Regions from separate parts of the Homo sapiens genome. Here region 2 is linked to region 1. A link is a contact called in ENCODE Hi-C or POLR2A ChIA-PET data. All regions are on one chromosome and are shown on one strand. The core of a region is the stretch at or near the end of the contact, and the rest is flanking DNA. Distances in the headings are between cores, read along the strand shown.

Region 1 (4,164 bases), core at 1,665-4,164:
TAGGATTAAAACAGCTGTGCAGAGGAGCAATTGTGGAAGAGAGGAGAGGGAGGGAAAGAGTAAGAATGAATGGACTTCCTGGATTTCCTTATAATGTTCCAGTCTGCAACTCTAATCCATTCTGGAGGCCCAGCATAATAAAATAATAATGATAGCCAATGTTTATTGAACACTTAATGTGTGCTTGGCATAATTCTCACAATGATCCTATGGATGTTACTGTTCTAATCCCCATTATGGCAATGGAATAAAGGCAAACTTTTCTTAAAATCCTTACTAATTTGCTTTCACAGAAACTGCCAGATCTCCCCTCTCTCCCCAGTTCCCTTTCCTGCCTCCTCTTTTCTTCACTGCCTCCCCTCCCCACAAGATCTTCCCCTTTAGGTCAATCTTTCCTTTCCATATGCAGTGCTTTCTCTGGGCTTCTTTATTTGTATAACCATTATATCAGTAAGGAATTGCATTTGACAAATGGACCACAGGGACTTAAAAACCTGGGATGTTGGTTCAGCAGCTCAAGGACGTCAGGTCAAAGATTACTGTGGATTTCTGGTTTCCCCTTGTGGCCCCAGCAGCTGCTTTGCCAATCCATCTAATCTGCATTCCAGCCAGAAGACCCTGAGGGCACTGGGCTCCCTGGAGAAAAATTCATTGCATGTTTTACGGCAGGAAATATCAAGATGAGTCTGGAAATATCTTCTTATTGCCAGAAAACAAACATACTTTCAAAGACCCTTGGAAGACAAGCTAAGTTATGTCTAGTCATAAATTTTATCTAGAAATAAGTTTTGTAACCATTATAGTATTTTGTGTATATTTTTCTGCTTTTTAAGGTAAGTAAAGAGACTGATTCATTAGACTCAAAATATTAGTAAAAATTTATAAGATGTTGATAACTAAGTTTGAAATAATGTTCAAATGTTTAAATTGTTAAATCTTTAAATTTATAATTTATTAAATTTGTAAGGTTAAACTTTTTAAGTTCAGTATGTTTTCAGTGTTTATTAAGATTTTGCCTATAGAAATGTGAGTCTGCTTTGTTGTTTTTTTCCTTGAGAAATCAATTAAAATTAGATTGTAGTTTGAAATGTCTAAAACTTAATTCTGAAAGTTTGATAAATATTTGGGAGTACCTTATCAAATTTACAAGCCAGTTGGGCATTCATCAAAACCAAATAAAAGTAGATAATAAAATATTAACAAAACTGATTTATAAATTAACACAAGTTTAAAGTCTTCAAAATTAAGTTTTAAAACATATAATTTAAATATATAAAATATAAGTTGAAATTAAAGGGAGTATTTATTTCAATGCATAAAGGCTCTCTTCAGACATAAAGAAAACTCAGATGACATTTTGGAGGTAGGTGGTATCAGTCAGTGTCGGCTAAGTTATGCTGTGGTAACAAGCAACTCCAAAACCCTCAGTGGCTTACAATGACTAAAGTTCAGTTCTTGCTCACATTGTGGGCTACCGGTAGCTTTGCTCTAAGTTTTCCATCCTGGGACCAGCAGTCTGTATTTGGGATATTGCTGGTTTCATGGAAGAGAGAACGAACATAGTAGAACCATATGATGAATCAGAGCTTCTGCTTCGAAGTGGCACACATCACTTCTGTTATCATTGCATTGGTCAAAGCAAGTCTCATGGCCACTCTTGAGGTCAAGGAGATGAGAATATGTAATCCTCCCACAAGAAGGGACACCTCAAACCACATCTCTAAGGCTGATGCAATGAAGTGGGGAAGTATTATCTTCCCCAGGGTGGGGCAGCAAATATTTTGAGTAATAAAATCTACTGTAATGGGGAATAGGAGGTTTTTAAAAAATTCTTACAACTTAGTTTTTTCCCTGTCACATAGGCTGTCAGTATATCCTAACTTACAGAAGTGATTGTGATTGTGTCTGGGTGTTGGAATTATGGTGATTTTAATCTTCTTCTTTGAAAGTTTTTGATGATGAGTATATATTTATTTTGTAGACAAATTAACAATTTTTAATTAAAAATTTAAATTATACCAGGCTTGGTATCGCATGCCTGTAATCCTATCACTTTGGGAGGTCAAGGTGGGAAGATCACTTGAGCTTAGGAGTTTGAGGCCAGCCTGGGCAACATAGTGAGACCCTGTCTCCATTTTTATATAAACAAATAAGCAAAAATTTTGATGAAAAATTTTTTTGTAACCAAATTAAAATTTATGAATTTCATTTGTACAAAAAAGGCAGTGGATAACTAACTTGTTTTTAATATTGGAATGGTAGTATGTGCAGAACAGTGTTTTAGAAAAATACATCTCACAACATTGAAGAAGAAAATGTATGTTGGAGATTTTGTGTTTTAGATATATCTCAACCTGTCAGCTTTGAAAGAATGTGGCTATGAAATGGAGTGTGTTTGTTAAAGAAATAAGTAAATCAGTAAGTGAATGTTGGTTAGTTGGGTGGAGAAAGGCTTAGAAGCATCTAGCACTAAAAGATATATTCTTTTGTGGTTATCTGGCTGATGTCATGAAATTCTGACTTATACCACCAGGGAAGCTTACATTTCTCTTTGGCAGGGAACTTCAAATTTAGTACAGTTTGGACCTCACTGCATAGTCATAGTAAAAACTTTTGTACTTAATTGACTCTTCGTTTGCTTCTGGTTTTATAGTGGCCTTCCTGATGAACCAGCTTTTTATAATCCAAATTGGATCTGTGCCTACTTAATTGTTTCTGTCCCAATTCTACTTGGTGGTCAAGACTGAATCAGATTTTCGGTTCCTCCTTCTCCTCTCGTTTTGACTTTCCAGTGTATTCAACTGAATTTTCATCATAATGACTCCAAAGTACTCTTCTCTTCCTTTGTCTTGTGGTCACAAGAAAAATCACAAGATCACATTGATGGATGACTCATGAGCTCCTCATCTTTCTGATAGAGTCTCTGAACTGAACCAGCGTGAGTCTAGGTTTGCAGGAAGGCTTTTGATTCAGCCTTGTGATTCTCATGAATAGATGGCAATAGAATTAATTTCTCTCTCGATCTTGCTTTTCTTTTTCAACTAATAACTTTATTTACATCTATTTTCCTCCCTACCCAACCCACTGCATGTCCTTTTCTTGACCCAGGTGATGACGTTTCTTAAACCAGTTTGCTCTTCTCCGTATCCAAAGCTGCTCTCGTAGGTCACCATTATAACTCCACAGTTAATGCAGCAACTGCCCAGCTGAGTCTTCCCATCATCGGACGTCCCCAATCCATTCCAGCCATGGTGAGCTTTCAATAATGCAAATCAAGTCTTCAAGGTCATTCCTGTGTAGAAAGCCCATTGCCTTCTTCATATACTTACGGCTTTCAAGTTCCTTCATATCTAGTCTCTGTTCCCCTTTCTAGCCTACCTCCCAGTACTCTCACTCCAATATAGCTCATGTCAAACAGATACTACTTTTGGTTTCCTGAAATGCCTTTCCTTGACAGTGAACCTTGCTTCTGCCTGAAACACTCTCTCTTTCCCTATTTCTATCAAGCTCCCTGATTTTCAAGGTTCATTTCGGGCAGCATGCCCTCTAGGAAGCATTTCTTGGCAGCCTGATCCTCTGCCCAGCCTCTCATCTGATTTAGGCCATAGATTGAGCATAACATGTTTCACAGTATTGTAATTGTTCGTTTATGTGGTGGTATCTCCTCACATTGAGGGTAGAGATTGTGGTTTTGGTTTTTGTGTTTGTTTTATCATTGTATACCTAGCACCTAGCATAAGGTTGTGATGTACAATTGTTTGCTATATGAATGAATGAATGGATGGATGCCTTCACAAGAAAAATCGCTCACTAGACCATGTTGGTCAGTAGCAGGTACTGGGAGGCACAGAGTCAAGAGTCTAGCACGTGACACATGACAACTGTCTCACTGTGCCATCAGGAATGGAGTGGACCCCTATTGGGATGTCCATCCCCCTACCTTTTTTGGTTGGAACCATCCCTCTTCTCTCCCCTCCCCTCCACACAGTGACAGGGATGGGCTTCTGATTGCCATGTTCATAAACAAGACTACCTGCAACTACTCCCCACCCTGGGTGGGAGTTGGGCACTGTTAGTAAATTGGTCAAGGATGGTGCCTGACCCAAGGTGGTTCAGTCTGTGTCCTTCTCCAGGAACTTGGAATCAGGACGTACAGAGAGTTGC
Region 2 (4,164 bases), core at 1,129-3,628, 630 kb before region 1:
AGATATGTAAACAGGTATTTTGTGCAAAGTGAACAACAAGTGGGAATTATACAAGAAAAGCTAGTCCTGGGATCTTGAGTGCTAAACCTGACAAGTAGTAATGATCTGAAGTACTCGCTGTGCTGAGACTGGACAGTAGGTTGCATTGAGAAAGCACAATGTAACTATTAATAATTATGGAGGTCTAAATGGGCAGGGAGAGAGTGAAAGGGTATGTGACACTGTTCACCACAAATTTCTCATCACTGCGGTTAGGTATAATTCCATCTTCAACTCCTGTACGAAGATCAGAATGGAAATAAGCAAGAATGACTACATTTTTAAATATTAAACAATTCACATACCTTAGAATTGTTTTTTAATGTGCAGTAGTAACAAGACCTTCCAAATAATTGTAATAAAACAGTATGTCAGGCCACACAATAGAGAATTATTATCTTAGTGCAATTAATGACAGATGGAGTGATAGCAACAGGAAACAAAACTGGAAGAAGCATCATCAATTGGATGATGATAAAGATATTATTCCAAGATGACTGATAGTATTCTACGGTTGATCTTACTATACAACTTAAATTAACTGAAAGAAGGCACCTGAGTCATTTCATTCCATATACCAAACAAACAAAAAGAAGAGGTCCTGGGGATGACAAAGATTCATCTTTACTACCAAAGATGAAAGGACTAAATGTGAGTGTCACTGGAGTCCTTCACATTTGAAGATAAACTAGGTGGTGACATGAGTATCTACCATGTGTGGCTGTCACTCAGAAACACAGAGTGTGACCTATAGCTATTGTCAGTGATGGAGTCAGTACCTACTGGTTGCTACTGTGAAAATGCCTCTATAATTCAAACTTAAGATAATTTTGTATAGTTAGATATATTGAATAAGATCTAGTATTTGAGAGTGCAACAGGGTGACTACAGCCAACAATTTATTGTACATTTAAAAATAACTAGAAGAGTATAATGGGAATATCTGTAACACAAAGAAATGATAAATGCTTGGGGTGATGGATACCCCATTTACCCTGATATGATTATTATACATTGTATGCCTGCAACAAATATCTCATATACCCTTAATATATAGACCTACTATGTACCTACCAACATAAAATGTTTAAAAAAAGTTGTCTGGTGGGGGTGGGGAGCTGAAATACAAACTGCTAGGGGTGTATTTTTTGTTTGGTTTCGTTTTACTGAAAAGTTTGACTTTTAAGACAGCACAGAACGAGTAGATTAAATTCAGACATTAACACATTGGTCATGTGAAATGGCTAAATGAACTACCTAAATAATCTCCTGTCAGAAACATGAACCATAGGCCCTTTCCTAGGATCTAAGCATCATTAGACCTATATAGCTTCACCTTTCACATACACCATTCATTCTTACATTCAATGAACAATTACTGAGTGCTTACAAAGTACTAATTGTACAAAGTGGTAGACATTAGGGCTATAATTGTTAACAGAGCTTTGCTAGTCTACAAACAATTTACACTCTAGTGATGAATAGTAAAACTTTTTAAAAAGCATTAATGATAACAATGTAATAAGATTATAACTGGGTTATGATCTAGGTACAATGGGAACACAGGCCAGGAGCACCTAACGAACAAATGCAGTTTTAGGATCAGGGAGGATTTCCTGGGGGTAGCTATTGAGTAAAAGATTAGCTATTGTCTATAAAAGATTAGTGGAAAATGGAGGGTGAAGGTTTGAAAATGTGATCACAGGAGCTGGGATCCAAGGCTAATAGTCTGGATGCACATAAGAACAGTGTCAGGAATACCAGTTAGAAAGCTGTTTCAAAAATCCAGAGAAGAAACACTGAAGGCCTGACATTGCCACCCTGTGCTGCATTCTAGGTAATTTCTTCAGGTATTATCTTGCATTTCAGTTATTTCCTCTATTCTTGTTTAACCCATATCCTGCTTTGTTGTTGTTGTTTTCTTTTCTTTCTTTCTTTTTGGAGTATAAGATCCATTCTTATTTAAGTCATTCTTTTTTTAATTTCAATAGTTTTTGTGGCAGAAATGGTTTTTGGTTACATGAATGAGTTCTTTAGTCCATTCAGTCTTAAAGAATTGTCTGTGTTTCCTTTTTAAATCAATCTGAGCCCTTTTGATAGTATTTATTTTCCATGCTCATATTTTTTATTCTATTTTGTATTTTTTTAACTTGGTGATTTATGTGAGTACCATCAGACTGTTTTAAATAAGTTTCACAGCTTGGAAATTGCCAGACCACACAGAGTATAAATTGAAACTGAAAATCTATGAGGGAGGGCCTGTGGTTAAGAATTCTTAGAAACGTTTTCCTCAGGCAAGAACAGGTCAAGACGTATTTGTCACCTCTCTACTGAGACCACAGTCCTTTGAGTGTCTCACGTTACTATGGTATCTCTAACTTAAATGGACCCAAGACCCTGTCTCCTGTCTCCCACAAGGCAGTTGAACCCCAATCCTTTTGATTACCAAGATCTGCAGGAGCCCAGAGGGCAGCTGCAGCAGTCAATTCACTTCCATTTCCAGTTCCTTTTTCCATCTGTTCCCTCAGTTCTTCCCTTATGTTTTAAATACAGATTCAGCAATGTCCTAAAGGGATGTTTGTTATGCTTGATCCAGCATATCTAGTTATTTCACATAAGGAGATATTTTATGACATTAAAACCACAGAAAATGAAGTCTTCTTATGGCATTTTTGAAGACCGATATTTGGAAAATCCTCATTAATAAAGGCATAAAGATGGAGAAAGATAAAGCAGGAAGGGCCAAAAAGGAAAGATATTTATTTCCTTCTCCTCATTCTCTCCAATATTCCTCTTCCTCAGCCCAAATGAAAGCTGCCATTTGCTGCAGGTCGTTTGTGCAGGTCTAGAGCTCACTGAAGGTCCGAATGTTGAAGAACAAAGCAGAGGCCAGCTAAAAGTTCCTGGATGTTAGTTAATCCCTATGCACTGACAGTCGGGACAAACAGTAAGAGGCACTCGGGTTCATTTTGTTCTTAGCAGCAGCAGTTCCTCCTTTAAACTCTCATTCAAACCGGCAGAGGAAAGGGGCACCAGGTCAGTCCCAATCAAACACAGCTCTCAATTACGCACCACCTGCTACTCTCCCTTCCCATTTCCGAGCAGTAATGCATCCCCAGGGGCTGAGTAAACCAGAGTCACTGCAAGTGAACACCCGGTTGCTGGCTCATGGAACATGGGAAACCACAAAGAATACAGAGGGCTTCCCGGTGTAGTTCATTTTAGAAGTTCCAGAGTTAAAAGTGACATTTGGTTTCATTAACACAAATTAAATGTTAAGTGGAAGGAAATATGCAACATTCTATTACTTCATCATTTGGGCCAGGGTAACAAATTAGAAATACAACCATTAATACTCCAAACATATGGGTTTACCAAAACAAAAGCCATTTAATGTAGAGAACATTGACCACTAAAATGTACTTAGTACATCAGAAAGTCATGCAAAAATGTAGTCAAAGATCTATTTCCTAACACAAACCATTTTCTATTCCCTTAATTATGTGATTTAAATGCCAAGAATTATCTTAGCATGCCTAATTTCCTAAAGCAGTTTTCTAAAAATCTAATTTGACTTATAAAGGTATTACTCATTTGCTCTAAATGTGGTATTGAGTTATAGAGTGAGTAACAGGTAAGTATTTGATTTTAGTACAAAAGCTTCCACTACTTGTATCTCTTCCTCCTTACTAGTAGATTATACCTTGACCAGATTAGATTAGAAATTCCCTGACGCTGGGAACGCCACCTTGTCACTGAGACTGAATAATACAAAATTTAAAATAACTATCTTATACTACTAAGGGAAAACAGCCAAGTACAAAGTACTGGGTATATTATGGCTCCATCTATGTAATAAGGGAGGAAGAGATTTCATATATATATATATAAAATTCATATTTGCTTTTTTAAACAAAAGGTTTCTGGAAGTATACATGATAAAGTAATAACCATGATTACCTAGTGGGATCTGAGTAGATGTGGGGCAGGAATGATAAGCAAACATTTTACTGTGTAACTTTTCAGATTTTCAAACTTTTAAAGTATGTGAAGATATTGCCTGTTCAAAAGTTCAAATAATTTTTTAAATGCTAAGAAGAATGTACAATGGAATTGAAACAACAA

The links. Hi-C counts contacts between places; a loop is a spot of excess contacts on that map. ChIA-PET counts read pairs that join two places held with the same protein, here RNA polymerase II (POLR2A). Pooled maps may share reads with other maps.
Region 2: a map with no recorded cell type shows a loop between it and region 1 (19-fold over the local background). The contact joins two enhancer-like sites. A Hi-C loop is called at or near these places in 7 of 37 single-sample maps with no recorded cell type and 8 of 50 pooled maps. POLR2A ChIA-PET finds 5 or more read pairs at or near these places in 1 of 52 experiments (activated CD4-positive, alpha-beta T cell).

Annotation. Positions count from the first base shown.
Region 1 is chr5:80,124,746-80,128,909 of GRCh38, reverse strand. It overlaps a transcript of SERINC5 not described here. Among named protein-coding and RNA genes, the nearest start is that of THBS4-AS1, 43 kb to the right of the region's middle. Within about 2 kb of position 2,914, at least 4 of the 41 ENCODE cell types and tissues checked have a DNase peak (open chromatin) inside an H3K27ac peak, as active enhancers do.
Region 2 is chr5:80,754,050-80,758,213 of GRCh38, reverse strand. All of the region lies in intron 12 of MSH3 (mutS homolog 3), which reads right to left. Among named protein-coding and RNA genes, the nearest start is that of DHFR, 100 kb to the right of the region's middle. Within about 2 kb of position 2,378, at least 4 of the 41 ENCODE cell types and tissues checked have a DNase peak (open chromatin) inside an H3K27ac peak, as active enhancers do.